Regions from separate parts of the Mus musculus genome. Here regions 1, 2, 3, 5 and 6 are each linked to region 4. A link is a loop called in an ENCODE intact Hi-C map of the cell type or tissue named here. Cell type or tissue: left cerebral cortex. All regions are shown on one strand. Each heading gives the region's core, and the rest is flanking DNA. Links, peaks and the distances in the headings are about the cores only. Region 1 has its middle 22 kb from the start of Lnpep. Region 2 holds the start of Lnpep (leucyl/cystinyl aminopeptidase). Region 3 has its middle 3.8 kb from the start of Mir99b. Region 4 holds the start of Gm26873 (a long non-coding RNA gene). Region 5 overlaps Lnpep (leucyl/cystinyl aminopeptidase). Region 6 has its middle 45 kb from the start of Vmn2r90.

Region 1 (4,889 bases), core at 283-4,282, 250 kb after region 4:
TGACTGGTGAAGCATGCTGTTGACCAGAGATATAGCTCATAAGAATCACAAAGATTATAAATCACTTACCTTGTTTCACCATCAAGACTCTCATATGTGCCTTTTAAAAAATCCTTCAAATCCGGCCATCACTGGGAAGAGAGGCCCCTTGGTATTGCAAACTTTATATGCCCCAGTACAAGGGAATGCCAGTGCCAAGTGCCAAGAAGTGGGAGTGGGTGGGTAGGGGAGCAGGGTGGGGGGAGGGTATAGGGAACTTTCGGGATAGCATTGAGATGAATATAAAGAAAATATCTAATAAAAAAAGAAAAAAATCCTCTAAATCCATCAGCTAACTTAGCCTTGGATATCTGATAGCCCCATATTATCTGAGGCCAGCTGTCAGTTTCTCTGGAACTAGCAGTACAATTTGTCGATGAGCAGAGTTACCCAACTCATGCAAACTTTTATTTTGTTTAGACTTTTTCCTGGTTTCTTGCATCTCAAATCTTCCTCTGGCTAAAGGGTGTATTTGTGGCTCTAGGACCTTGGTGTACAGGATGAAGCAGTGTAGCATCTCTGACTAAGACCTCAATCTTCCCAGAGGCAGTGAAGTCCAGAGGTGAGATTTACATGGATGAAAAAGTCATGGTGGAGGAGAATCACCACACTGAGGCGCCTTAGTTCAGGCTAAGGAAATGGTTCATTGGTGGATGTAGGGTCAGTCCCAAAGTTTTGATACATTTTATAACTACATAGTGTCGTGAACTAGAACAAATACAGGATGACTTCCAAGCAATAAAATCTTTTTTTTTTTTTTTAAACCGAGACAGGGTTTCTCTGTATAGCCCTGGCTGTCCTGGAACTCACTTTGTAGACCAGGCTGGCCTCAAACTCAGAAATCTTCCTGCCTGCCTCTGCCTCCCAAGTGCTGGGATTAAAGGCATGCGCCACCACTCCCGGCCAAGCAATAAAATCTTATATGAACATTAAATATCAGCTTTGTATATATTTGACAATTACAAAAACAGTGATAATAAATCTATTCCAGAAGATACACTAATGTTCAGGATAACTTCTCCATCATACTGCATTGGCTCCAACTAGGACATTAAGGTATGAACAATGTGTTTCAATAAATTAATTTAACATAGGAAAAACACAAAGGAAAATAAATCATAAATAAAATCTTAAAGTGTACAGAGATTTGTGTAAATGAAGAAACATTTGAGACCAGAATTAAGCCAAATATTCTTAAAATAAGAAGAGATTAAGCTTCCACCTATTTGTCACAAATAGAAGCTATTTAAAAAGTCAAATAAAAATATTTTCCTTAAAACTGTACGTAATGGCATACATCTGCCCTCCTTGCACTGAGCAGAGGGCTGGTGTACAAATGAACTGCACGTTGAATGCTCACAACATATGATCATCTTCAAAGAATGCCTTAAATCTTGAAGAACTGTGGAAATACCTCTATTTTATCCTAACAAGTCATCAAAAACACTTTACATTAGATATTGCTACATTTTATTCATGGTACTGCACTTAACCTCTTTCAGTGTGCAGCATCGCCTTGTGTGCATGATTACTGCTTTAAGGAGTAGGTAACAATCCCAAGGAGTAGGTATCAATCCTCAGCTTATATCCAACACATCAAAAGACATAGAAATAAAACTTGCATTTATAGTATTCTAACTAAAATCTTTTTTTGAAATTGCAGTTGTGTTGAGATGAATAAGATCAATCTAGTTAACACCAGAACAAAAACAACTTTGGGTAATTCTAGTGTAGCAGGCTCAATTCCTACTAAAGTCACCTAAGAGTCAAAGGACATAGTCGCTTGAGTGATGGGAGCAAAAGGATCAAGCGCTCCATCTAGTGGCAGCAAGAGTAACTGCAGAGGATCTGAAAGTACCAGCCTGGCCCAAACCCACAACTCAAGAAAACAATTCTGTAGGCTAGACACATAACTGAGACCTAAGACAAAAGGGTTATGGGTAGGCTTGAATTTCAGGCATATCAAGTTAACGATTCAGTTATAATTCATAAGGTTTATTGATCATTCTAATTTGAATGCTTGAATAACGACTTTATAAGTATATTCTACAGCAGTGACTTTTTTTTGTGCCTATACTGCCTTTCTTTATTGCTATAAGCCTTTTATAACTTTTAGACAAAAATTCTTTACATAAGAGAGAATGCTCTCATAAATAAAATGTAACATAAAAGGGGAGTTACAGACGGATATCAATAACAAGTTCAAAGCAATGTTTCAATTCTGTATGCTCAGTATAAATAAATTCAAAGCAACAGTTTTTACATGGCCTTACTTTATTACAGTGCACACCGGTGGCTTCATCCTTGGATCTGACCTAGAATAAATGTTTTTCCTCGATCCCAAATTTGTCCCAAGCCTATTTCTTATTTTCATGTAATTTGGAAAGCTCATTGTATTCCTTATTATGCAGCCTTTACCATTTTATGAGGAGGGGGCAACATTCTATTCTTGATTCTAATTTTACTATATCTTTATGTCAGAACAACTAAAACCATCTCTTAAAATTTTGTTCCTAAAATTATTTGAGTCAAATCAGGCATCCTATAAAATCATTGTTTCTTCCGAACAGTAGTAATTCATGAAATTTTATCTATATGTTGATCTACAGGAAATTTGCTTAATAGGGTAGGCTAATGCCCAGGCATCCTGAGGCTATATAATAGTCACATGAAAGGCATATCAGCTGCAAGAAGTAATCCTGAGATGAAATCTCTAGGGACATTGCCTCTCAGAAATCAGTTTCCACTGCTGTTACAGCACATCTCTGTGACAATCTTCATTATAGCCAACTGCTACATATTGGGAAAATACTATCGTTTTTACTGTGTTCTTAAAAATCCCATTCTACTTAAGAGTGTATGTTCTGCTATACTGAGGCAAGAAACTCAGAGATCTTCAAGCAATTTCATGTACTGTTGTCAATGGAGTTTAGATATGCCTTCAGAAGTAATACAATGGTGTTTCAAATACCTCAGTGTCAGGTGTACTCATCACGAGTGCATGTGTTCTGTTGGGTTGACACTGAGTACAGCTTCTGTAAGCGATATGTAATCTGTGGAATTTATGAAGCATGCTGAGTTGCCAATTCCTTTTATTCGATTCTTACTTAGTATGCCTTTGTACCATGTTTTCTTCCATTTACATTGTTCTTCCAAAAGATATGGCTTCCCTTCTCTGTGCAGTGGAATCCCACCAGTGATCTTTCACATTCTTCACTAACCATCGAATTGCAGTTATGTCTCCCTTGGCATTCAGTGAAAGAGGGTATATAAATACTTACCTTGCTATTTAGTTGTATAAAGTTTAAATTTGACAGGAAGATGTAATTAACATTTTAAAAAATGAACCACACCAGTGCGTGGTACACTGAATACCACATTATTTCCTTGAACTAAAACAAAGCCAGCTCCACAAACTACTGGATTTTTCACAATACAAAACAACACTACAAGTACTTATGAGATATGAATAATTTTCACTAAAAAATGTTAGGGCTCTCTATGAAATATACCATAATTTATGCCATATTATTACTATAATGATTATATCATATATAACCATGTATATTTTATGTGATATATTATATATCATGTGCATAATGATATATAATATAGTAATACTATCTATAATATGTTATATAATATGAATCTTATAGACCTAAAATGAGACAATTATATAAATATATGCTTATATGTAATATAATTATGTAATATAATATTAGCTATCTCATATGTTATACAATATGAATCAAATAAGCTTAAAATTAGACAATTTTACATTATGCTCTGTAAAGCTCCCCATAGAAAAAGTTCTGAAAAAAAAGGAAAACGATTAACACACCTAACTTAATAAGACAATTAGCATAACTAAGTTCATGGTCCTCAATTTTACAGACATAAGACAAATATCCATATGAGTTCAGAAGGGTAGAAAGATTTCTCATTAGTTAATAGCACTTGGTGCTTTTAAATTAGGTCTAAGTTGAGTTCCCAGAACCCATACCAGACAAATTATAAGTTATAATTTATAACTATAACTCTAGTTCTAATGAACCCAGAATACTCTCATGGACTCACAAGACACTTGCCCCAGTATCATTCAAATACATAAACTTGGACAAACATATCCATCAATGTATAGTAAATATATTTTAAAAGGTTATTTAGGATAACAATAGAAGAATTTTATATAAATAAATATAAGCTACATTTAAAAATTTTATTGCTTTCTCAAATACAGCTCTTATTCATTGATTCAGAAATGGATGCAGACGTTTAAACCTGTAAAAAATTAAGATTCCCAACAGAAACCAAATAAATAAAAGCCAGAAAATAGCTAATAAATAAAAATGGCAAAATCAGAAGAAAAGGAAAAAATCCAAATATTATATGTTCCGTCTAGAATTAAATATTGTAAAATAGACAAATAGAAAATTACATTATACATAATGGGCGCTTAAATTCATTTACTTGTGATATTAATGAATTCAGTGCAATATTAGCCTCCACTAAAGAGATTGTTCTGGCCCGGGAGAATCTGCGTTGAAGAACAGAGCATTTTTTGTTTGTTTGTTTGTTTGTTGAGACAGGGTTTCTCTGTATAGCCCTGGCTGTCCTGGAACTCACTTTGTAGACCAGGCTGGCTCGAACTCAGAAATCTGCCTGTCTCTGCCTCCCAAGAGCTGGGACTAAAGGCGTGCGCTCTGTCCGAATGAATGGGAACCGGAAATTGGATGTTTATAACCAAGAAAAGCAGAATTTCATCCAGCACTTCTCCCAGATCGTGAAAGTGCTGACTGAGGAGGAGCTGGGACACCGAGAGACACGGGATGCTATTACCCAACTCAAGG
Region 2 (4,889 bases), core at 401-4,400, 230 kb after region 4:
TGACAGTATTTTAAGAAAGCCAAGGGCTCAGAGCTACTGAAACTTTATTATACATCTATACACACACACACCTCTTTATGCAGGGACATTCAAGAGCATGTAAATGAGAAAGATTTACTAAAGGAGGATCAATTACAAAAGCCAATATTAAGCTTAATAAATCCAGGCCGGCCCGTGCTGGCGCACGCCTCTAATCCCAGCACTCCCAGCACTCGGGAGGCGGAGGCAGGTGGATTTCTGAGTTTGAGGCCAGCCTGGTCTACAAAGGCGAGTTCCAGGACAGCCAGGGCTATACAGAGAAACCCTGTCCTGAAAAACAAACAAACAAACAAACAAGCTTGATAAATCCTTCAATCATAGATTGTAAGATGACAAAAATAAGTACAATTTACACTATATAGTATTCGAACACGAGAAAATTCTACAGCAAACTTCTAAAAGTTTTAAATACCTATTCCGCCTTAAAGTCTTCAAAGCACCTTAAATTAGCAGTATCAGAGTTATATGTAGTTCCTGCTTTCCTTCTTAAAGGAGGACAGCATTAACTGAAATGACACATTGCCAATCAGCCTTCAACACCAACTGTGAAAAACTGGTAGACAGAAAAGAACTAGAAAAGTTGACCTTTTGCCTCTTTTCTCTAGGATTTCTCCATGGTCTTCCCAAATGAGACAGTTTGTAAATATATCTAAAGGAGGATATTCTATGGGAGGAGAAAAGATTTTAACTTTATGGTGTGAAAATGTACTTTAATTATGTAGGGGGGAAGTTCAACAAATCAACCAGGGAAAAACCTGACTAAATAAATGACTCATTCTTGTTTTCAATTGGGTAAGATTTCATAATTAAAAATCTTACCTACATATTTAAAACAAGGAGGCTCCAATAATTCTGCCTAGAAGGAAGAAAACGTCTTGGAAAATTTTATACCTCTTTTAAGCACATTTTACACTCAAATCCTAGATGGTCTCTATGGTGCCTTTCAGTTCAAATCTTCCTTAATTCTCTGAGTAAGTTTACCAGACTATTCTTAGAAACTTGGTAATTACAAATAGAACACATATGAGAAAGAAATTTGGAGTTAAAGCTGTCATTACTAAGCCTAATTAAACACTGCAGACAGAAAGATGGCAGGAGAATAAAGCATCCCGAATTAGGGAAAAGGAGAACATAATGAGTAGGTCACAGCTCCAGCGATGTGGTAAACAATGTTAAAGAACACAACAAAGTCCAGCCTAGGCATTAGAGTGGATAGAGTGGGTGTCCCCTCCCCCTTCCCAGTTCCTTAAGTGGCATGCGACCCCCCTCCCAACAATAATATGCTTCTCTCCCATTAATCTGACTTTCTACCTACCTGAAGTAACCAACCACACTGGAAACACATGCCAAGTAGAAAGTGGATCCTCTAATCTCATTAAGCCCTACCCTTTATTAGCAGTTTTCCTACTTTCCATCCTAAAGTGGAATCCATATATTTAAACACCATAAAATGGTGAGACATCATCTCACCTCTATATTGAGACTCAAGCACTACAAGCCCAGACAAAAGCCATGAAGTAAAGGGCCGTGGCTATTTTCTGGACACAGACTGCTTTGACTTTCACACACACACACCCATGCCACCTTATGATATAAGCCCAACAAGGGCCATTGATATTCAATGGATCTCTAACTAGAAGATCAAACATCACTAGCTGGTAAAAAGAAGTTTGGTCGACCTGCGGAGCAGCGGTAGGCAGACGGGTGGCAATGCGGGGCGGCATCTTCGCCACACCGAGCAGTACTAGCCAGCCCCCGGTAAGTTTCCTTCCCTGCAGTGCACTAAATCACGCTGCCAGCCGCGGCCCCACCCCGCCCTGTTACGGAAAGGCATGCGGACAGCTCGGTGAAGGACGGGCGGACAGCTCCAGGCTCCCCGCACGAGTAGGCTTTCGCCGGGGCCGCAGCTTCTCCTGGCCGCGGCCGCTTCCCCCAGGACCAACGCCGTTGCCAACTTTGCCGCCGCCCCCTCCACCGCGCAAGCATCCCAAACTTTGCCGACTACCTCACCTGGAGGTTCGGGGCTGGCCCCCGGGAGAGGGCTGACCTTCACGCCTGCCCCAGCCGACCCTGGCCCCTCTGCCGCCCCCCGGCCCGCCTGGGAAACCCTTGGCAGGGATGCCTGCAGCCTGACCCCCTTGCCACATCTGACCCTCTGGACCCTGAGAGCCCGGGAATCCGCGACTCGGGCTAGCCACTCACCATTGGTAAAGGACTCCATCTTCGCCCCGCCGCGGGTCCTTACCAGCCCAGCGCCCCAAGCTTCCTACTCCGAGAGCCGAAGCGGTCCTGACGACTGAGCATGCCCAGCAAAGGCCTCCGAGGGCTGCCGGGGAGGTGCGGCGAGGGGCGGCGCCGCTCCGCCGCACGGCAACAACACCTTCGTTCCGGGTTTTCGCAACTGCTGCAAAAGACCCACTGAGGCGTGGACGCTAAGCATCGCTCAACCCTAGGCCCACTCCGCCCAGGGGCGGCGGGGAGGAGCGCAGTGCTGGGGCGGGGCTTAGAGCCCCACCCCCGGAGCTCACTTCTAGCCGCCGCGCTGTCTGTGCCGCAGAGCTGTAGTACCCCGGTTCAGACAACTGGTACACCTACTACTGCATCCGGCCGTGTTTCGGGTGCGGCCACCCCAGTACTGAGCCCGGAAATGCGGCCGGTGATGCTGTCGCCAGAGGGGTTGTCGCCCTTCGCGTTCTGAAAGCAAGACAAGGCCCAGGGTGGGTCGGCCTCTACGCTGGGCTAGCCCGGGGCGGCGCTCTTCTTAACCGCCGGAGCAAGCCCTGCGGCGGTGGTCGGCCCGACTTCCCTCCTTTAGCAGAACGCCCTGCAGCAGCTGCTGCTGCAGCAAAGCCGGAGGCCAGAGGAAGGGAGGGGCCCGGGAGTCGATCGGTGCCCTTTGCTTAGGGCTGGGCTTAGAACTGCGAGCAGATCTCAAAACCCGGAGCGGGGTGTAGGAGAACGGACCGTGCGCGCAGAGGTTGTGTGCAGAGAGGCCCGCCTGCCTAGTCCTGTCCTTACTCGACACCAGCAGTTGGCTGCTCCCAGCCTTCAGGGTACACGGCCTGATTCCGCGGGGCTAGACCGGAGGGAGCCAAGTTCCCCCTTCCCCTAGTACTCGCGCCTTTGCCTCGGGCCCCATTGTTTCCGGTGCCAAATCGGGGCGGTCCCCGGCAGCCTACGAGACACGTAGAGACCGCGTTAGCTCCTGCTAGCTCCTGTTTCTCCAACTGCCGGAAGTCAACACCCCGCGAAGAGGCTCCCCCATCCCTCCCAACCGCAGCCACAGCTCCTCTTTCCTCCCCACTCACTGCTTCGTCCCCTGCGGCGACTTGGCTAGGCCTTGGCCTCACTGCGCGAGCCAACTGTCACACACTCCTCCTCCCAGGCTGTCAACCCGTGCAAACAAAATCTAAACCTGTACAAATATCCTGGGCGAAAGAGGAGAAAGGGATGATGTTCGATCGATAAGGAAATTCTACGTTCAAAGAAGTAAACCCGAAGTGCAGTGTTTTTAAGAGGTCGATTGTATTACATCCACTACGTTCCACTCCTGTTTTACAACGCCCTGTGAAAACCAACTGTACTTGGAGTAACCACTAAACTCCTTACCTAACTCTGGGACCTCATTAACATTCTCGCCCTTTAATGGCCCCGAAGCTTTCATAAGGCTCCTAGAAGTTGGCGCGATTTATTCAGCATCGTTAACCGTACCTTTACTTATTTTTTTTTAAACAAAACAAAACCCTCCTTGCAAAATTGTTCCACAGCTTTGTGTTTTGTTTGCTTACTTCTTCCTGTCATTTTCTTAACTCAAATGTCACCCCTACAGAGAATCCTCTGACCACACACCTAAAATAGCAACAAACACAGTGGGTTCTATAAAGATTCCTCCTGCCATTATGTTCAGAGCACTCTTAGCTGTCAAAAGGCTTATTGTTTATCAAGAATACAAGATCAGTGGGGCAGGTTTTTTTTTTCATTCATTTTTTTAGGGCTATGTCCTCATTTTTAATCGTTACACAATATATTAAATAAGTACAGTATAATGTTTATATTTCTAATTTACTGCCCACATTGAAACCTTTCCACTGAATGTCTTTATAATGAATGTCTCCAGTTGGTCTGTTTGTGCTCAGTACAAATGTTCATGACATCATATCTCAACGCTGCTACTGCCTTTTCACTGTGTGAAAGATAGGCTGAGTCCTTAGGCTAGTCCCCATATCGGAGCAATTCCGAACCAAAAGTAGAAAATGAACCACAAGAACTCTTGTATTCATGGATTTTGTTCAAATGAGCCTGTTTCACATTGGTATTGCTTAGCTAAGAAACTCTTCCCTATTAGGTCGTGTTTTGTTCTTTTGGTGTTATTTTTGGTGCCAGAGCACTTAGTAGCAGTTATTTAAAACTCCACAACATGATAAATCACCTCACCTCACCAGCAAGCTACAGTCTATCATACTTTAAGTGTGAATCACATTACCTTGGGTTTTGTTTTTAAATTTTCAGCTCTGAGACTGTGTGCTAAAGTGTTTCACAATTTGCATTCATAAATTTGGGAGAATCAGGAGATTTTTTTTTTTTTTTTACCTATTTCTTTGCCAATCTCTTGCATCTCATCTTTGCTATTCAGGAATACAAGCAAACAGTAAATAAAACAAACATATTTCAGAATCCCATGTAGCCTTAAATGCATATTAGTGAATTTTGTTCCGTCAAATACTGTTTATATTTGATTTTGTAAAGCCTCTTTGAGGAAAACACAGAGGTTTTGCTCTTGTTCAGATTCTCCTCTTTCTCAAGGTTCTAACACTTTAGGTTATTGTGATATTACTGTTTATTATCAGGGT
Region 3 (4,889 bases), core at 336-4,335, 430 kb after region 4:
TGTGTGAGTTAGAACTCTCTGAAGCAGAGAAGAGCAGTAGTTGTCCCCATGACTTCCTGATGAGAATAAAGACTTCATGTCTCAAGAATTGTGTTCCCTTATCCCACTGGCTTAAACAAGTGACAGACTAATCTCTAAATAACCTACTTGACATCCACCTATCGCTCCATTCACTCATTTAACAAATATCTTCCTGATCCCTGCTCGGAACCACACCCATGTTGAGTGATACTCAGGACTAAGGGGTGACTCAGAGGCAGGCTATTCCCTCAAAGAGTGCTCTATCAGACACAATGGAATCCAGTTGCATCTAAGCCAGGACAAGGGACCAGCAGGACTATGGATGGGATACAACAATTCAGGACACCTAGTCTATGTGTAGAAACTGAGAAACGGTACTTTTAAAGCACCTGTGAATCTACGCACAGAAGTAAAAATGTAACAAGTGCCAGCATATTTTCATAGATACAGCATAAGTCCTTTGGGCTTCTACCTATTGAGAACACCAAGCCCTAGTGAGCTGAGGTTTTAGCTCACTGGTAGAGTCCTCAGGGTTTGTCATACACGAGGCCCTGACTTTGACTCCAGGTTCATGGCAGAACCTGGTTCCCTAATTTTTACATGGAGACTAATATCTATTTCAGACAATAAGATTTGTGTTAAATAATAGTCTCTATAGCACTGATTCTCAATCTTCCTAATGCAATCTTCCTAATCTTTTCATTCAGTTAATGTTGTGGTGACTCCCAACCATAAAAACAATTTTTATTGCTACTTACTAATTGAAATTTTGCTACCATTATGAACTGTGAGGTAAATATGTGATGTGCAGGATGGTCATAGATGACCTCTGTGAAAGGATCATTCAATCTCCATAGGGGTTACAACCCATAGGTTGTGAGCCTTTATAGAGACTACGAAACCTGGGAAATGTTCTTGTTTTCTTTCAACAGAGTATGTACAGTGATTGCCAATCCCATCTGCAGTATTCCCTCTTCTTGGTGGGGAAATGAGATATGCTCCAACATCTTTATCTGAAACCGTTAGTACTGAACCTCATATAGAATATACCTAGTCTTTTATCACGTATGTTCATGATAAAGTTTAATTTACAGTTTAGGAATAGTAAGAAAGAAAACCCTAAGAATCTTAAGTAGGAGAGTTGTGGTAAAGGCCAGTCTAGACTACCTAGTGAGACTTTAAATAAATAAAATAGAAATAAATAAATCAAGTACTGCTCAGTGCTTAAGAACATGCATTGCTCTTGAAGATGACTGATGCTGAGTTCTCAGTACCCATGCTGAGTGATTTGCAGCTGCCTAACTCCAGGTTCCAGATAGTTGATGTCTTCCCTCTCCTTGTCTCTGTGGGCACCTTTACTCATATGCATCTTTGTCAAAGTGAGTTTCAGGCCATAGTGAGATCCTATCTAAAACAAAACAACAACCAACCAACCAACCAAACAACAACAATAATAAAAACAAGCCCAACAACTATTATGAGGGGATAGGAGAGCAGAAATCTTGCCTAGCATGTTTTTACCAACTGTACTAAATTGCCTCTGAATATATATATGAATATTTGAATAGACATACATGTTTTTAAAAGACCCTGTCTCTTATTTCACTTCATAAGTTATGGATAAATAAAATGGTAAGTAGTCACTTAAATGAATGAATATAAGGCAACTTTGGAGTACTTCATTTAAAAAGGTGAAAATAAAAGTGACCCTACCCGGGGAGAAAAATGGTAGTGCAGCATATGCTCAAAGCCATACACAATTTCCTATCTACCCACTAATGTCCTTAGGTTGTGATAGGTTGCCCACAGTATTCACCTTTATATTCTCTGGTCTCTTCTCTCTTTCCACCGTTTCAGAATCCCGCTTTCTGCTTGTCTCTTTTCCTTTTCTCCCTAAGTACCCACAAACCCTTACATTCTCCTCTCTATTCCTTCCTCCTTGGTCTTAGCCACTGCCAAGGAGAGAGGAGGACTCCTCAGAATCCACAATCTTTCTTTCCAGATCACCCAAATCCCCTGAGAGATCTGACAGTCAGATCTGCGCCCAACTCCTCCTCTTTTCTCAAAAGGCTCTTAGGCACATAGTTAGCTTCAAGCAACTTCATTCTGAGCTTGGCCTTGAACACGTTCGGGACTGCCCGCCCACTCACCCTAGTCTGGGTTGAGCTTCCGGTCTCTTGGTCCCTAATCACAGTGGACCTCTTTGTTATCCTCTGCTATCACCTTAGATCCTGCCTTTGGGCTTTTGCCTAAACTGTGCCCTTGGATAGGACCTCCCTTACTGCTTGCTACCTTCAACAACTGGATCTAACTTTTTTTTTTTTTTTAAGGTCGCACCAGCAACCACGCCTTCTTGGCGGATCGTCTGCAGACTGCTGTAGGGTGGGTTTCTATCTGCCGTTCCACCCATCCCCTCTCTTCTTGGTCTTTGGTCTCGACACCCCCACCCCCGCACCTCAGGCACCCTCCACCACCCCGGACAGTCTGCGGCTGGGTCTGATTCCTCCATCAGACCGTGAGCTCCGTGTGCAAGGGCAGATATGGGGGTCTGATTCACCTTTGAGTTCCAGTGCAGAGGAGGGGAGGAACACTGCGCAGGAGGGGGGGGGGGCGGCGACGCGGCGAAAGGGGTGGGTGGAAATGCAGCCCCTGGTTGGAGAAGGTGCAGAGTGGGAGAAGAGAGGGAGAACACACCCATCCAGAAAGGGAGAAAAACGGAAAGAAAATGCAAGAACCTTCGCTAGCAAAATGGTTGAAGATGCAGACAGTGAAAGGCTGAAAGGGCAGATAGAAGGAAAACCAGAAAAAAGAATGACATAGGGGTGGCAGACAAGAGGGAGGAGGCTTAGAGTCTGGAAGGGGGGAGAGATGAAGGGAATCGAAGGGTAGAAAGCTACTGAGACTGAACGGACACTATCGGAGGAGGAGGAGGGAAGGAGGGAGTCTGCCTCCACTGCCTCCCGGCCTCTCTTTTGTCCCTTCCCTTCTCCCTGCGTCATGTTCCCCTAGCCCGGCCTCCCCTCCCGCTCCCTCCTCCACCCTGCTCCTCCTCCCTAGGGCTGGATGGAATTTTTTCCCCTGGACTCGGGCCAGCTTCGGGGCAGGGGGGTGGGAGGAAGCCAGGCCGGACTGGGCTGGGCGGTGGGGAGGGGCCGGGCAGGGGCCCCCTGGGGAGGGGGCCGGTCCGAGGCCACGCTGCCCGCGGGGTCTAGGGCGGGGGAGCCCGGGCGCTCAGTGCCGGGAGGAGGCACCGGCCGGAGGCAGCGGGCGACCGGGGGCGGAGGATGGCGGGGCTGGCGGGAGGAAGAAGAGGGGCCGCGGGCGGCTGAGGAGGGAGAGGATGGAGAAGCTGGGGCTGGGGCTGGAGGAGGACACTGGGTCTCAGCGACGCTGGAGCTGCGGAGCGGTGAGTCTGCGGAACCGGAGGGGGATGGGACCTGGGCCGGACTCCAGGGTCCCCAAGGGAGGAGGCAGCTAGCCTGGGCCTGGAATTCTGGCTTCTGGCTTGGATAGCGAAGTGGTGGTGGTGGTTGTGGTGGCGTGTGTGTGTGTGTGTGTGTGTGTGTGTGTGTGTGTGTGTGTGTGTGTGAGGGGGGTGGTGGTGGTGGTGGTTGGGAGGGAGGGTGGAGAGCTGGGAACCCAGACTTCTGAATCTTTGTTGGAAGGAGCTAGAGACTAGATTCTAGGGTCCCCGGGTTTCAGAAGCTAGAAGGATCTCTTAGATTCTAGAGGGAGGCTGCAGGATCCCAAAGTGTAAGGGACCAGATGCTAGAGACCGCAGGGGAGGTGGAAGAAAACTGTCTGGCTTTGGAGGTGCCTCCAGCGCCCTAAGGGTTAACGTCTGGCTGGAAGGGAGGGGGAGGGGCAGAGATGGGGCTGCGGGGCTTTGCGGGGTCAAGGGTGAGCCGTGTGAGTGGGAGGGTGCCAGGAGGGGGAGGTTGTCTGGGCTGCCAGACAGACCCGGGTCAGCGCCTGGGGCAGGGGCTGTCTGGTAGTAGAGAGGCCCAGCGTCCAGGTTGCTCTGAGGACCGGGGATTCCGGGTCTCAGCTTCCTCTTCCCTCAGGGTCTATCTTCCAAGCCGTTGCCCAGATTCCACAAGCCAAAGCCCTGGTTGCGGTCTGCCCAGGACCCAGGTGTCTGGGTCACCCATTTCCTTCTTGCCTCTGACTAAGGAGTCCACTCTCCAGCCATCACCTCCTGCACATAAGCATAGGCCAACCCCAATCCCCTCCTCCTTCAGAACCCAAGAGTCAGGGCCCCAGACATTTTTCTTCTTCTCTGCCTGGACTGGGGCATAGGTGGGGGGCTCCTTCCTGAGAACCAGGTTTCCCCCACCCCTTTTAGCCCCAGCTGGAGTCCAGCCCTCCAGGGGTTAAGGGGGCGGGACCAGTTGGTTGCTATGGTGCCAGACTGTTTGGGTCTGCTCTCTGACCCTTGGGGGCTCCCTAGGGTCTGCAAAGAGGGGGAGGGGACCCATGCCCAGGGAGAAGTCGAGCGCCTACCCCTTCCTCAAAGCAAGCCTGTGAACCCAAGGGAGATGCACCCAAGCCTGGGGCAGTGACCTTGAACCAGTTCGGAACCTTCTCTGTGAGCCTCAGTTGGCCCTCTGAAGAGAAACTTGCAGGGTGTGTGGAGAGATGTTCAGGGCTGGAGAATCTTAAAGATTCTCCCTTCCCTGCTTTCCCTCACCGCCCCCCCCCCCTCAGGCCCCAGGCAGCCCCGGGGCATGCTGGGAACCCAGGCCTGGGCTCTGAGCCAGGTTGGTTGGGGGGGGGTGGGGGGGCTCCTCCCTTCCCCTTCCTCCCCACCTTGGCCTGACTCTCGCCCCCGCCTGAGGGTCTGGGAGGTTGGGAAGGAGGGAAAGGAG
Region 4 (4,889 bases), core at 457-4,456:
CCTTCCCAGCTCTGCTTCCTTTCATCCACCCTTGCTCCTCATGCCTCTGCTCTCAGCTGCTAGGATGGCAGGCCATAGCCAACGCCTCCTGACACTTTTCTCATACTGCTTCTTTTCTGTTTTGTAAAGATGACAGAAGAAAACAGTTACCTCAGTGGACTTGGTGGTGGTGGTTTTGGAATTTATATAAAGACAAAAAGGGCTTAAATTCCTTAAAATTGTATCATAAAATCTGTTCCCTCCTTAATTCTTTTATCATTCCTATTTATTGGCTCTTATGCTATACATAAACTTATAATTTATAAACACAATAGTCATTTGTAAATTCTGTTCTTGAAAACATGAAACAGAATTAAGTAATTGTTGCCTTTATACATACATGTGGCTAGAGCTAATGGGAGACCTTTTTACTCTTAACAGCAAGTGATGATTTCCATGTAGTTGCTAAAATAACACAATATTTTACTTCATGTTGTACCCAGGTTTTTCTTACACACAAAAAATTACCGTGTAGGATTTGTACATTGTTTGGAATTGGGCTATAAGAGAAACCAAAAGTCATTATGAACTGAATTTTTTAAAAAAACGTTTTCAGTCATGTGATTTGTACATATGGCATTTGTGGTTGTTAACTATGAGACAGTGCTCTGCATCTGCATACTCTGTGAGGACTTCCTATGCGTGACTGCCGCCCCCAGGCCTCTTCTCTGTCCCAAGCACCACAGGGCTGGCTACGTAATTCCAGCCTTTGGAAGGGCAGGCAGGGGCTAGAAGATCGAGGCCATCTGACTACGGTCCAGTTTAAGGCCAGCCAGGGCACCCAGGCTACAGGAGAGTTTACCTCAGGGAGGGAGGGAGCGAGCAAATAATTACAAAATCATGTGTTTTACCAAGACGGGTTTTTCCCCCCAACTCATTGTTCATAATGGTCACTAGGTGGCACTCTAGCAGTTGATAATTTAAACTGACCACTTTTGCTGTATAATCTGTATTTCTGGGAAGAATATAAATTTTAAAAACTTTCAACAGCTTCTCCTGTTTTATCTACTAGTTCATATAGTGTCCTTAGGATTCTTAAAATTCATCTTTAACATGTAAATTTGAAAGATACTACCAGTGTAAATCTTGGATAATAATTTGATAATGATTTCTCTGCTCCTTATCAAGATGGTTGTCAGTGATACTAATTCACAAGATCTTTGCAGGAACTGGTGAAGCAGAAGGTGAAGCGTCAGCTGACAAGGCAGCAGAAGGCGGCTGCCAGACGCCGGCTGCAGAAAGGAGAAGCCAATGTGTTTACCAAGCAGCGGAGGGAAAACATGCAGAATATTAAATCGAGTTTGGAAGCAGCCAGCTTTTGGGGAGACTAATAGATTTCTGATATGTATTATTTTTTTAGATGCTATAATTTTATTTTTAGCCAGTATATTGGTCTTTTTTGGACCAAAGCCAGTAAATTATGGAAATAAAGCCTCTTTAGACTCAGAGCTTCCAAGGTCTGATTAATAGTAAATCTGCCAAGCACTCTGTTTCTTAAAATTTTTCAGGTAACTAATTTAAATATAAAATAACGTGTGAAAAAAACTTCATTGGCAGTAATTGCAAAACATGGACATCATTTTTATTTCACTGTGATGTTCAGACTCTGCCTTAAACAGGTAGAAAAATGACTTGCCTCAGATTCTGGATTTACATGTAATAAATAATAGAACAACTTAATGCAATCTGTAGTTCTCTCTTTTCTCCTTCAGTCGGTCACACTTGGGCTTTTACTACATTGGTGAGTTGGCTTTAGGATCACCTGAGACAGTCAGTACACAGTTATTTGACCATTGGAGTGAAACTGATCGTCTTCTGTTTCTTTAGACTTCTGGAGTGGAGATGAATCAGTAATGGGTAGACGAGCAGCAGCGGGTCTTTTGGTGCCGTTCTCATTGGCCCTGTGGTCGTGGGAAAAGGAAGTTTAGGTTCCTACCAGTATTTTTGCAGTTGTCAGCTTTCCCCAGGTTTCAGCAGAAGTGGGGGGAGGGAGGGAGGGAGGGAGGGAGGGAGGGAGAGAGAGAGAGAGAGAGAGAGAGAGAGAGAGAGAGAGAGAGAGAGAGAGAATGCATGACTCCAGGATGTGTTCCTACCTCAGTGTTAACAAGTCTCTAGAACAACACTCTGGTGTGATTCATCCCTCAAGCGCATTCTAATTCAGTCAGTGGAAGTGAGTGTAAGTATACAAGCACTGTCCCTTCAGCTTCCCTGAGCAGATCTCGAATAGAAGATCGTCTTCAGCAAGAAGTGACCACCAGATGGCAGTGTTTGCCAGCAGTGACATGATAAAAACACCAGCTTCCCTTTTACCTTAGCAAAATTCATTCTGACTATTTGTAACTGATCACTATCTAAGCGCATTTAAATGTTTGGATATATGAATATGTCAAGTGCAGTTTCTTTGAAAATTAGACTGATTTTTGGAAGTGTTGATATAGCCCTGTTTTAAAATGTAGTTTAAGCTCAGATACTCATTTTTTATACTCTGCTAAAAGTGTTTCTATAACATAAACTGATGTTGAAGATAGTTTAATAAGACCACAGAATGTTTATTTTGTAATACGTTTTTCTTATGTCCAAAGCAGATTGGGAATAAAAGTGTTTGACCTCATTTTTCTTGGCTTTACTTCACTACTGCTACATAAGAAGCTTGTTTCTATTTGATTTATATGGTTTGTGATAGTGTCTATCAGAGTTGTGAAGACTAGATGGAAGAGGATTTGTGAAAAGGACTGGACACGTAACACAGTGGTAGAGTGTATTTTCATTTACTTTTGTATCACAAAACCCTTACCAGAGCCGGGGTGGTGGTGCCTTCCTTTAATTCCAAGCACTCAGGAAGCAGCCTGGTCTACACACTTTGAGGACAGCCAGAGCTATGTAGAAAGACCCTGTCTGGTAAGTAAATAAAAACATAGCCAGGCATGGTGGCAATCAGCAGGTAGATTGGAGTTTGAGGTCATCCTGGTCTGGAGAGTGAGTTCCAGGAGAGCCAAGATTACACAAACCCTGTCTCCAAAAAAACAAAACAAAACAAACAAACAAACAAAAAAACGCAAAGAAAGATTAATGTACTTTCAAATATGGTGTGGATTTATTAGGCTAAAATTACTAATATACCCCTTAAAGCTACTAAAGAAAATTAACTAGACTAACCATCTTTTCTATTTCATTAAACGCAAGCTGTGATCCTTTCTAGTATTATGATTTACACTGGGTTAGCATGGTTGAAGCCCAAGGTCAGTGTCCACCCAAACCAAAACATCTCTGTGAGAAGCTTTGCTTTCCACTTTCTTTAATAGTTGACTTCGTTCCCATTAAACAAGCTTTTTTCTATGCAACATGTAACTTATATTTGTGCTAACCTGGTATTGGTAGCCACTGATCTATTCAACATGCAGCTGGCTTTGAACTCCAGAACCATAGAATATTTAGAGGGTATTAATCATAGGGTGAGTGCAACTTAAAATAACTATTCTTTTTCGTCGCGTACTTGGTAAAATTTCTGACAAATAGCTACCCAATTAATATCTCTGCTGCTATCTCCAAGTTTAGCAGCCACCTCCAGGATAGGCAGAAGCCCATTATCCATGTCCTCTGTACCTCAGAATGTAGAGCATTAAGCTACATCTTAATTTGCCATTGGTTTGCAATATGTAATATTGTCTTAGCACAACTGAATTAACACCGTTGGAGGTTAAAAGTCAGTATCTAGCCAGGCGTGGTGGCGCACGCCTTTAATCCCAGCACTTGGGAGGCAGAGGCAGGCAGATTTCTGAGTTCGAGGCCAGCCTGGTCTACAGAGTGAGTTCCAGGACAGCCCGGGCTACACAGAGAAACCCTGTCTCGAAAAAACCAAAAAAAAAAAAAAAAAGTATCTAGAGGACCTCAGAGCTGTGTGATAACCAGGAGTATGGGGATAGTTCCAAAGCCCAGGAACTTAAAAAACTAGCGTCCTTAAGTCTTTTACCTCAATATTGTAAAGTATAGATAGTAATACCATTAAAACATGTTAAATTGTTTAAAATTAGACAGAGGAAGGAGTTGGTTCGTAGGTTAAAATGCTAGCTGTTCAAGCATGAGGACCTAAATGTCAATCCTTAGCACCCTTGTATAGGAGAAGGCAAGCACTGTTGCGTGTCTGTGAATCAGTGCTGCCGTGCTGAGGATTCAGAAGGAGGTAAGTCTCTGGTTCAGGCGGGCCAGCCAGGTTAGCCAAAACAGCAAGCTTCCATTTCACCAAGAGGAGCTCTCAGTAAGGTGAAAGGCAACAAAGGAAGACAGTGTTGACCTTTAGCTTACAACACACACACACACACACACACACACACACACACATTACATAACAAATTAGTATCAATGCACTTTCTTAAGTATACATCATAATACAAATTTGTTGCTTGACATGAGTATCATAATATATGCCTCCCCCCCCTTTTTTTAATAAAAGAAAGTGACTATTTAAACACTACTATAATTCTATGTAACCTCGATTAAGAGGTAAAAAAAATTATGTTATTCCTAGATCTGTTTTCCAAAACCTTGGTAGTGTAAAGCTACCAGGGGAAAGTACATGGGTTTTTAAGATAATAATTTGTAGTTGGCACATCATCTCAGACAAATTATGAGTAAGCTGACCAACCTTAGGAGAAAAAGCCTGGTACCAAACTGATGCAGATGAACAACGAGTGCAAGGAAGTGTTCCTGGGGAAAGTACTCTGTGGGAGAGGGATTTGGTTAAATAGACAGACTGAGAAAGACAGGATGTAAAAGAGGAAGTCATGCAGAAAATTTGGGAGACAGAAGTGTAGTGTGATTTGCTGTAATCAAAAGAGAGCAAGTCACAGATG
Region 5 (4,889 bases), core at 596-4,595, 170 kb after region 4:
TATGCAATGTTTTCCCCTATAATACAGTTTAATAAATGAATTAGGCATATTTAATATTAATAATTCCTAATAAGATAATTATAAGCAATATACTTACTATAATAAGTCATGTAAATGTAGTTTATTTCAAAATATTTTACTATAGTGCAGATCTTAGCAAGACAGGCCTATGATTTTCTTTCTTTATAAAGTTAAGAACTTTGACTTAGTCACCTAAAGGAACCACTTCATACCTTTGCTTTGGCAGCTACATAACTCTTGTACATTAGGAATCATTAATAAATAAAAGATAACTGACCACAAGCCCTAATTGAGCCAGTTAATCTGGGAACTGAGATGGTATTTAGTGATAATTTGAGAAGTTGCATATACAACATGGTTACACTGGAAAATTGGCTCATGCCCATGCAGGACATATTACTCAGAATGATATGTAGTTTAAAATTTACAGACTGCTTTTCTGGTCTTTCCTTTTAGTATTTTTCCTAAGATGGCTAATAATAGTTTACTGAAGCCTGAAAGAAAAACTGCAGATAAGAAAAAATTAGTGCCTCTGTATACTCACATTAAACTCCTAATTTCTTGTTAAAAGTACTATTATTTACTTCATCAGGCTTTAATCCAGACAACATTTTTGCCTCCTTCTTTATCTGTTTTACCCTGTCACTAAGTCCTTCAAGTACAAAACTCCCTTTAGTTTTAGATCTGTTTTCTTCCCATTGCTATGACCATTCATTGCAAACGTTCACTCTGCATGTCTGATTTTCAGTGTCATGTCCCATTTGTGGTCTCGGAATCAACTTTATTAACTGAATCCAATTTAAATTTTCTAAATATTAACTTTAATCAAATCATCCTTATGTTAAAAAAACATCATCGATTTCTTATGGCACTCAGGACCTGCTGTAGCTGGGCTCATGCTTTCTTTCTTACCTTCCTAAGCCTGGTTCCATCTCTGAATCCCAGACATCAGCCCTCCTGGCTCTCCTCTTCAAAGTCCATATCTGCCCTACCTTGTGCTCTTTGGCTTCTCTCTTCAACATGCATACATTTTTTGTACTATTTCAGCACACACAGCCTCTCTTGCTCATTCACATGTATTTACCTCCTAATTTTGAGCTTTTTGATAGTATGGTTTCTATCCTCACACTTAATGTATTTTCTTCGCTATCTAGCAGAGGGATTTACTATCCAAGGACTCTGACAACCAATCATAAGCTTTAGCATCACCCTTGTACAGCATCCATTCAGGTAATACCAGTACCACACTCCCTCTGTTCTCCAACCTGCTCAGAATGAAGCCAGCTTCTACTTTCCATCCACTGTCCTGGTGTCTAATGTTTCACATCCTGAAGGAGAACTGTCAATTACTAAAATAACTTTTTATGCTTAATTTTTTTTGGTGATCTTGATTGTAGAAAATACCTCAATTCTGAGTACCACAATAAAGGGCTTTGCTTAGGATGCTCTTCTAAGCACACATTCTACGGACAGATCCAGGGAGAAAACTAACTTTGAAAGATGAATTCTTACATGATCTGCTTCACTGCCTGAAAACTAGTCACACTGACTAAAAGGGAGACAGAAACACAAACGTTAAGACCAAACAGATTTACATATTTAAAATTTAAACAGTTAAAACTTCAATAGGATACCAAAGGCAACGCTTGTTCAGTCTGTAATGTGAATCACGCTGTTTGCTGACCTACAAAATAAGGTTGAAGTCTAGTAAAAGTACATTTCTTTGTGCACAGTGATACCTTAAAATAGGAGAGAGAATCAAACATTTCTTCTATTTGTTCCGAAGACTGAACAGATGATGATATTGGATGAGACGAATTCAAGGAATCTTTCCTCATGGTTTTAAATCGAGCATCTAAGAAGTCTTCATACTAGCAAAAGATAAAGCAGTAGGAAGTCATGACCGATATAAAGGCACAATTGCTACAGAATGAAAAACACCTGGGCTCACTAAGGTGCAGCATATAAACAAATGGAAGTAAATTGTATGCAGTTCCTTAAGCTTAAAACGGCACTGAGAACTGAGGCATGTGAGAATCTGCATTTCTGAAAAGAGAGCATAACTGTAAAATTGAGAATCTCTGACTATCAGAGGCAAATTCCAAATCTGAATATCCAAGATAAATATTCAACAAAGGTTAAAGTAGACTTTTAAAACAGAAATTGAAACTTAGGGCAGAAATGGGGTCCTTACCTTGATTTTCTATTAAAGTGATATATAATTCTTAGAGGTTACTTAAAAGAAAATACAACTCTTATTCTGAAAGCATTGAGAGCTCAGCCAAGAGTGTCCCTAGAATGTATATTAGAATTTAAAGTGTTCTCAGCACCCCCAAGTGGTGAGACTCTGTATTTCAATGTTTAATTAAGTAGCACACATTATTTAAACTACCTATTTCGTATCTCAACTAAAAATTACTTGCAGTCGGAATCAAGCCCTATATACAGAAATGTCAAACTAAAAACTCCCAAGAATACTTCTTATAAATACCTAAAAAATGTATGTAAGCGTCTAAGAGCAAGTCACAGAATTTTAGGGTTGAAGACAATACTATGTGGGAGACTGTCCTATAGTTTGAGAGGCACATGTTTTGTGCTTCCCTTCAGCTACCCAATAATACTTGAATTATTTCAGCAATGCCTATGAAATTATGACCTATGGTGTCTGAAAATCCTTGAGTACAGGAAGTATCTCCAGTCTCTAATGACACACTCACAGCACAATACCTCTCTTTAACAGAATGGTATTCAATCTTTGAAACAAATGCATGGTTTGTATGCAGCAATAGTAATTTATTTGTTTGGTTTTAAAAAAGATTCTATTTTATGTATATGAGTACACTGTTGCTGTCTTTAGAGACATCAGAAGAGGGCATCAGATCACATTATAGATGGTTGTGAGCCATGTGCTTAGAATTGATATCAGGACCTCTGGAAGAGCAACTAGTGCTCTTAACTGCTTAGCCATATCTCCCGCCCTTGTTTCTTTATTTAAGCAACTTATGTTACTTAAGAACTGTTGAAAGAATGCACTCAGTGACAATATAAAAAGCAGTATGAAGCCAGTCTTCATTTCATTTCTTTTTATACAAGTATTTAAGTTATTTTCCAATTTTATCTGCATTCCTTCAAACAAAAGGACCACATCTTATAAAATAAAATGTAATAGTTAAAATAATCATCCTAAAGTAAAAAATAATCATTTTAATGTTTAATGAAATACTTCAATATGCAAGAGTGGGTTTCATTGTCAAGTCTCCAGCATTACTGATTTTAACTTTTTTCAAATTATCTCAAATATGTAGAAAATATATGGTAAATACTAACTTATAATGTGGCTATTCCCTCCTCATAGGACAAAGAAACACAGTACTTACACTGTTGAGCTCTTTGAATATTTTTTCCACAGAGAAATACTCCATGAAAGTGGCAAAGCCTTCATTTAGCCACAGGTCATTCCACCACTGCATTGTAACCAGATTTCCAAACCACTGTAAGAGACAAATTCGTCACCAGCAGGACTCAGGAATTTCTTAATTGAATGGACTATCAGGCTAATTGAAGATAATCAAAATATCTTAAAACAATCTATACCCAGAATAATTAAAGTCTTATAAAAGTTATACAAACTATCCCAAAAAAGAAAGGATTTTGAAAGCTGTATAAATTGATTTTAGAAGTAAAATAAAAAGTTCAACATTTTACCTAAACTGAATGGGGGAAAAAGCAGGAAAGACTATATTTACTTATTAAAATATGTGTGAATTTTTAACATATGCTATATACAACATGTTTTATATAGGTAATGGCTTTTTTTGTTGTTTTTGTTTTTTGTTTTTCGAGACAGGGTTTCTCTGTGTAGCCCTGGCTGTCCTGGAACTCACTCTGTAGACCAGGCTGGTTTCGAACTCAGAAATCCACCTGCCTCTGCCCCTCAAGTACTGGGATTAAAGGCATGTGCCACCACCGCCTGGCTGTAATGAAAATTTTAAGCTGCTTCATTAAAGTGAAACTCCTTAGATAATGAAATTATCTGATCTAATATCAACTCTGTAAGATTACTTTCCAATTTATATATATAAAATCATCCATGACAAGTAAAGATTTTCCTATTGTCAGAGGATCTGCCTGGATTTCATGCTTTTCTTCCATTACCTGAGGTTCAAAACACATGATTCTTTCTGACTAAAATTTAAGTAACATTCCTATAGAAACCTGGCATGTATGTATGTATTCTCTCTCTCTCACACACACACACACACACCGCACAAAAGAAGTCAGAGTAATCTTTCAATGGTTTCTTATATATAGTAATAAGAAGAAGGAAAAAGGTAAGAGACCTTCCTAAATAACATATGTTCAAAATACTTTTGGGTATGAAGATATGGCTCAGCCATTAGCACTTACCCTGCAATCCTGAGGACTTAATTTTGGACCTTAGCACCTATGTAAGAAGCCACCATGTAATTCTCTAAAAACTGTCTGCAATCCCAGTTTTACAGACATATAAACAGGTAAATCACTGGGGTCTGTTGGCTCCCAACCTCTCTAAGATATGAATTCTAGGTTCAGAAAGAGATCCTGCCTCAGGACAGGTGGAGAGTGCTGGAAGAGGACTCCTGATGCACTGTCACAGACAGAAACACACACACACACAGACATACATACATGCACACACACAAGCACACATGCACATGCATGCACCCACATTTGCAAAAAAAAGTGGTCATGGGGTATGCAAATTTGTCAATGTGGTATGGGGCTTATTTCACAACAGTAGCAAAAAATACATTATTAATAAAACAAACAATTACATTTGAGAGTAGCAATCATTTATTTTTCAAAGGTAGTATCTTAAAAACCATTTA
Region 6 (4,889 bases), core at 611-4,610, 350 kb after region 4:
CCAGGAGGCATGGGCTCCCTTTTGAGATTAATTTGGTTTTCTCTGCTGTTTATTCTGAAATGATCCTGCTCACTCCAATTAAGACATCTGAAATTTTGGGTTGTTTCAAGGCCTCTAGTAGCAGCTTCTCCCATTAAGGTCATATCAGGCAAACCAGGTCTAAAATCTACTGTATTATCTAATTCACTCATCTATTGATCCTGCCCTTGTCCTCAATGCATTCAGCATTCAAGTGTTTGAAAGGTAAGGGTTCAATTATTGCCTTTCTTGCTGATGGATTCTATATACATTTTCTCCACAGCAGAAGTCAACCATTGCAAAAAATCAGATAATGCTTCCTTTGCACCTTGAATGCCCTGGGAAAATGGTTCAAATCTTTTCTCTGAATCTGCAGCTTTGTCCCAAGCATTTAAGACTGCCAAGAGACACAAGGTCAAGATTTCTTCATCAAATACAGCCTGCACTGCTATCTCTGCAAATTGGCCTCCACCAAGCAGCTGGTCTTTGGAAATCTCTCTACTGGCCTCCACCAAGCAGCTGGTCTTTGGAAATCTCTCTACCCCTGGCTCAATTTTGTTGTGCTATCTCGTTCGCCTCTTCTCTTCACCATAAAAACCATTGTAAGTATGATGTGGGTTCTAGTATTGCTTTTGCCGTATCCTTCCAGTCTTGGGGGATTATTCTATTTTTAGTAGCCCAATAAGTCAGGATTTGTTTGATAAATGGTGAATGCATTCCAAAATTAGTGGTACTCTCCTTAAATTTTCTGAGTCCTAACACATCCAAGGTTGCCATTCGAATTCCTGATAACCCTGTGGATGATCATCGTATGGTGGTCTTTGTTGTAGACTAACTGGATAAACTAAAGTTTGTTTTCTAACAACCCTTGGTTGGCTTCCTCTATTTTTATCTTCTGTCTCTAGCTGAGTATTTTCCCTAATTGATATTTTAAATTCCTCCTTTTCTGTAAGTTCGTGTACTCTCTGTTCAAGGTTTTGCTTCTACATTTTTTCTTTATAATTCTGATATTCTGCTATTTAGTTTTGATTAATTTTAAAAGGTTCTTCTCCAATCCTTGCTTCCAATTCTCATTATTTTCTCTATACCACTGAGTCTGATCTGTGAGCTGTTGCATCATTTGTTCTAGCATCTTTTCCAGCTCCTATCTGTAACTTTCATTCTCCTCTCTCTGTTGCTTAACTTGACCCATGAATCCTTTCATCTTTAGTTCCAGTGGTTTCTCTAGGCCATGTTGTCAGGTCTTAAATTTCTCTTTGTGCTGTTCATTCTACTCTATATATTCCTGTATCTTCTACTCTGGACCCTGCTTCCATGATTGTAATTTCTCTTTGTGTAGTAATTCTGATATTATAGCCACTATCTTGTTTGGATTTACTAGTTTTAGTAAATTATCCTCTAGACTCTTCCCCGAAATTTTATCGTTACCTCTTTGCCATTCAGTCTGATCTATGAAATTCTGCATCTTTTGTTCTAACATCTTATCCAAGGTTTCCTCTAACCCTTTTCCTAAGGCTTATAATTTTTATCTAGAGCTTTGTCTCCTGAGAAGATAAGCTACTTAATATTGTAATAATTATAACTGTCAACTTCTTTTAAATCCATCCCTGTTCATTCATTCAAAATATCCTTCATAAAATCCAAAGGTATTTAGTGTTTCTCCTTTTCTTTCTTTTTTATTGTATATTCTATTTATTTACATTTTAAATGTTATCCCTTTTCCCAATTCCCACCCCCAGGAAACCCCTAATCCCATCCCTCTTTCTCCTGCTTCTATGAGGGTGTACACCCACCCACTCCTCGAATTTTGCAACACTTTTATCGTTCAGATTAGGGTTTTTTGTTGTTGTTGGGTTTGTTGTTTTTTTGTTTGGTTTCTGTTTTGGTTTTATTTCTTGGGGGGGGGGTTGTTTCTTTTTCTTTTTTCTTTTTTTCTTTTTTTGTTTTTTGTTTTTTGTTTTTTTGAGACAGGGTTTCTCTGTATAGCCCTGGCTGTCCTGGAACTCACTCTGTAGACCAGGATGGCCTCAAACTGAGAAATCTGCCTGCCTCTGCCTTCCAAATTCTGGAATTAAAGGCGTGTGCCACTACTGACCAGCTGAGATTAGTTTTCTTTTTTTCTTTTAATTTTTTTATTAGTATTTATTTCATTTACATTTCCAATGCTATCCCAAAAGTGCCCCACATGCTCCCCCACCCACTCCCCCACCCTCCCACTCCCACTTCTTGGCCCTGGTGTTCCCCTGTACTGAGGCATATAAAGTTTGCACGACCAATGGGCCTCTCTTTCCACTGATGGCCGGCTAGGCCATCTTCTGATACATATGCAGCTAGAGACACGAGCTCCAAGGGGTACTGGTTAGTTCATATTGTTGTTCCACCTATAGTGTTGCAGATCCCTTTAGCTCCTTGGTTACTTTCTCTAGCTCCTCCATTGGGGGACCTGTGATCCATCCAATAGCTGACTGTGAGCATCCACTTCTGTGTTTTCTAGGCCCCAGCATAGTCTCACAAGAGACAGCTATATCTGGGTCCTTTCAGCAAAATCTTGGTAGTGTATGCAATGGTGTCAGCGTTTGGAAGCTGATTACCGGATGGATCCCCGGATATGGCAGTCTCTAGATGGTCTATCCTTTCGTCTCAGCTCCAAACTTTGTCTCTGTAACTCCTTCCATGGGTGTTTTGTTCCCAATTCTAAGAAGGGGCAAAGTGTCCACACTTTCGTCTTCTTTCTTCTTGAGTTTCATGTGTTTTGCAAATTATGTCTTGGGTATTCTAAGTTTCTGGGCTAATATCCACTTATCAGTGAGTACATATTGTGTGAGTTCTTTTGTGATTGGGTTACCTCAGTCAAGATGATGCCCTCCAAGTACATCCATTTGCCTAGAAATTTCATAAATTCAAGTATCTGAAAATTATCTTGTTTCCTGATCCAGAGCTTGTTGTACCTTTGTCTCCCTCTGCTGTTCAGCTCGGGAAATTGCAGTTCACTTTTGGACTATCCTGCCTTTTCCTGCTGCATTTGCACACCAATCTCAGTTGGTAGAGCCCGTCTGACTGTCTTGCATCCTGTTTAGACTTGGGGGAAAATCAGGGTAAGCCTGCAAGGGAAGGCTCCCTGGAGCAAAGATGCCCAGATAAGCTCGCTATGCCTGTGAGAAAGCTTTAGAACGTTAAATACTGTTTGCCAGCTGTCAAATCTCAGCTGTCAACAGCCGTTCTACAGGAATATCACCCCTGAGTCCTTGGTCCTTGGTCCTTCTTATAGGCTCCAGGAACGCCCAGCCACGTTGTGACTTGACGAGGGAGCTTTTCAGTAGCTCTCTGTAAACCGTTTAAACTCACTCAGTGATTATTTTATCCAGGGCTGCAGTTTTAAAGCACGGACCTAGCTGTTTATTTATTTATTTATTTATTTTTAGTGGGAGGGAGGACTTTTATCTCAGATTAGAGGGTTCCAAGGGAGACATTGGTGCACCAGTTGTTGCAGTAATTTTCACCCCCAATAAACCCGTATTAAAAACACACACTTCAGTTATTAAATTTATAAGCTATAAGTCTAGATCAGGCAGCACTATCACCACACCAAACTATCTCCCAGCTATGATACCCTTGCTCCATATTCTCTTCCTCCTCTCTCTTTCAGACCTCCCATCCCATTTTTAACCTATGCTGCCCAATCACAGGCTCTAGCCTTTATTTGATCAGTAAAAATCGTGAAAAGATTCACATATCACTATGTGAATTTGAATTTGAAGACCTCTCAAACATACAGCTTGGTAGAATTAACATTGTGAAAAAAGACCTTCCTACCAAAACAATTTACTGATTCAGTGAAATCACAATCAACATCCTCATCTCATTCTTCACATAAATACAAAGAAAATCCTCAAATTGATATAGAACAACAAAAGACCCAGACTAGCAATTAGTCCTAGATAACTGTTTGTTTCTATGCACTCTGCTCATTTTATGTGCTAAGTGCATCTGTCTAAGACCCCAACTTTTATACATCTGTTTCTCTCGTATCACTGATTTTTAGGTCAGTTGTACTTTGAATCCTCCATTGTACCCATTTGTCCTCTTCTTCCACAGTTAAGAATCTCAGAACTCACTCTTAAATTCTTTCAATCTTAATGTATTCAATCATGGAATGGGTATTGGTAGTATATGATTGTCTTAGAAAGGGTGAAGGAGTTGGAGAAGGAACAAATGAAATCTTTATTATTTCTTTGAAAATCTGGTGTAATTTGATAACCATAAATTGTAATATGATGTTGCTATTTGGCTTTCCTTTCTAGATTTTCAGCATCCAACAAAGAAGGGCCAATGTGTTTACTTCAGTCAATTTCAGGGTAGATACCATAGATGTTACGAGTTAGTTTGGGCATGGGTATCTTAAAGACTTCCCTTGTTCCTTCCAAGGACAGCAAAAGTCTTAGAGGACATTATATACTCAGGTTTCCAAAACTACTTAAGACCTGGAATGTTTTAACTAGAATCTGCTGCACCTAAATACAGTTTGATATCATGTCTTTTCCAACTGAAAACCATTTTGTGGAGGGGTCATTTGACATATTGAGGTGAATAGTCTGGAGTATTTGGTTTTGTTTTCATTTCTTCTAGTTGCCTATGTTACTGGTGCTGTGTTCATGTGGATCCCGTCCTTCTTGGCTTCTTCTTAAACATATTTATTTGTCATAACCATGCATCTCTTCTTCTCACGTAAACCATAGTTGTGTGTGTTATTTTAGTTGAAAGTCGATTTTGTTCATTATGAGAATGGCTACTCCAGCTTGTTTCTTGGGACCATTTGCTTGGAAAAATGTTTTCCAGCTTTTTACTCTGATGTAGTGTCTGTCTTTGTCACT

Evidence for each region. Peaks named below come from ENCODE experiments on the same cell type or tissue, not always from the same donor. Only the 100,000 strongest peaks of a DNase experiment are listed, where the experiment ranks them.
Region 1: a loop joins it to region 4, with 11 times the contacts of the local background. A loop is called at or near these places in 39 of 42 quality-filtered maps.
Region 2: a loop joins it to region 4, with 3 times the contacts of the local background. A loop is called at or near these places in 10 of 42 quality-filtered maps.
Region 3: it touches region 4 in a loop (4-fold over the local background); 2 of 42 quality-filtered maps call a loop at or near these places.
Region 5: a loop joins it to region 4, with 5 times the contacts of the local background. A loop is called at or near these places in 30 of 42 quality-filtered maps.
Region 6: it touches region 4 in a loop (7-fold over the local background); 25 of 42 quality-filtered maps call a loop at or near these places.

Annotation. Positions count from the first base shown.
Region 1 is chr17:17,644,071-17,648,959 of GRCm38, forward strand. It overlaps the pseudogene Gm7513. Among named protein-coding and RNA genes, the nearest start is that of Lnpep, 22 kb to the left of the region's middle. In left cerebral cortex, for the core only: a CTCF peak has its summit at 1,869 (motif pointing left); a DNase peak (open chromatin) is centred at 1,861.
Region 2 is chr17:17,622,153-17,627,041 of GRCm38, forward strand. It overlaps Lnpep (leucyl/cystinyl aminopeptidase), which reads right to left and starts at 2,337. Exons shown (of 18, transcript NM_172827.3): 1 at 2,242-2,337. The coding sequence starts at 2,260. In left cerebral cortex, for the core only: a CTCF peak has its summit at 2,496; DNase peaks (open chromatin) are centred at 1,327, 1,893, 2,495, 3,006 and 2 more places; H3K4me3 peaks cover 3,113 bases; H3K27ac peaks cover 2,964 bases.
Region 3 is chr17:17,823,901-17,828,789 of GRCm38, forward strand. It overlaps a transcript of Spaca6 not described here. Among named protein-coding and RNA genes, the nearest start is that of Mir99b, 3.8 kb to the right of the region's middle. In left cerebral cortex, for the core only: no CTCF peak of the experiment used is centred there; DNase peaks (open chromatin) are centred at 2,243, 3,029, 3,435, 3,819 and 1 more place; H3K4me3 peaks cover 2,461 bases; H3K27ac peaks cover 2,466 bases.
Region 4 is chr17:17,392,250-17,397,138 of GRCm38, forward strand. It overlaps Riok2 (RIO kinase 2), which reads left to right. Exons shown (of 10, transcript NM_025934.2): 10 at 1,206-2,650. The coding sequence ends at 1,370. Gm26873 (a long non-coding RNA gene) reads right to left here and starts at 4,444. Exons shown (of 2, transcript XR_003952270.1): 1 at 2,834-4,444; 2 at 1,600-1,940. In left cerebral cortex, for the core only: CTCF peaks have their summits at 935 (motif pointing right) and 2,295 (motif pointing right); DNase peaks (open chromatin) are centred at 837, 1,247 and 2,273.
Region 5 is chr17:17,564,923-17,569,811 of GRCm38, forward strand. Lnpep (leucyl/cystinyl aminopeptidase) reads right to left here. Exons shown (of 18, transcript NM_172827.3): 7 at 3,399-3,512; 8 at 1,761-1,892. Among named protein-coding and RNA genes, the nearest start is that of Lnpep, 57 kb to the right of the region's middle. In left cerebral cortex, for the core only: a CTCF peak has its summit at 2,360 (motif pointing left); a DNase peak (open chromatin) is centred at 2,347.
Region 6 is chr17:17,746,558-17,751,446 of GRCm38, forward strand. No RefSeq gene overlaps it. Among named protein-coding and RNA genes, the nearest start is that of Vmn2r90, 45 kb to the left of the region's middle. In left cerebral cortex, for the core only: a CTCF peak has its summit at 2,985 (motif pointing left); a DNase peak (open chromatin) is centred at 2,993.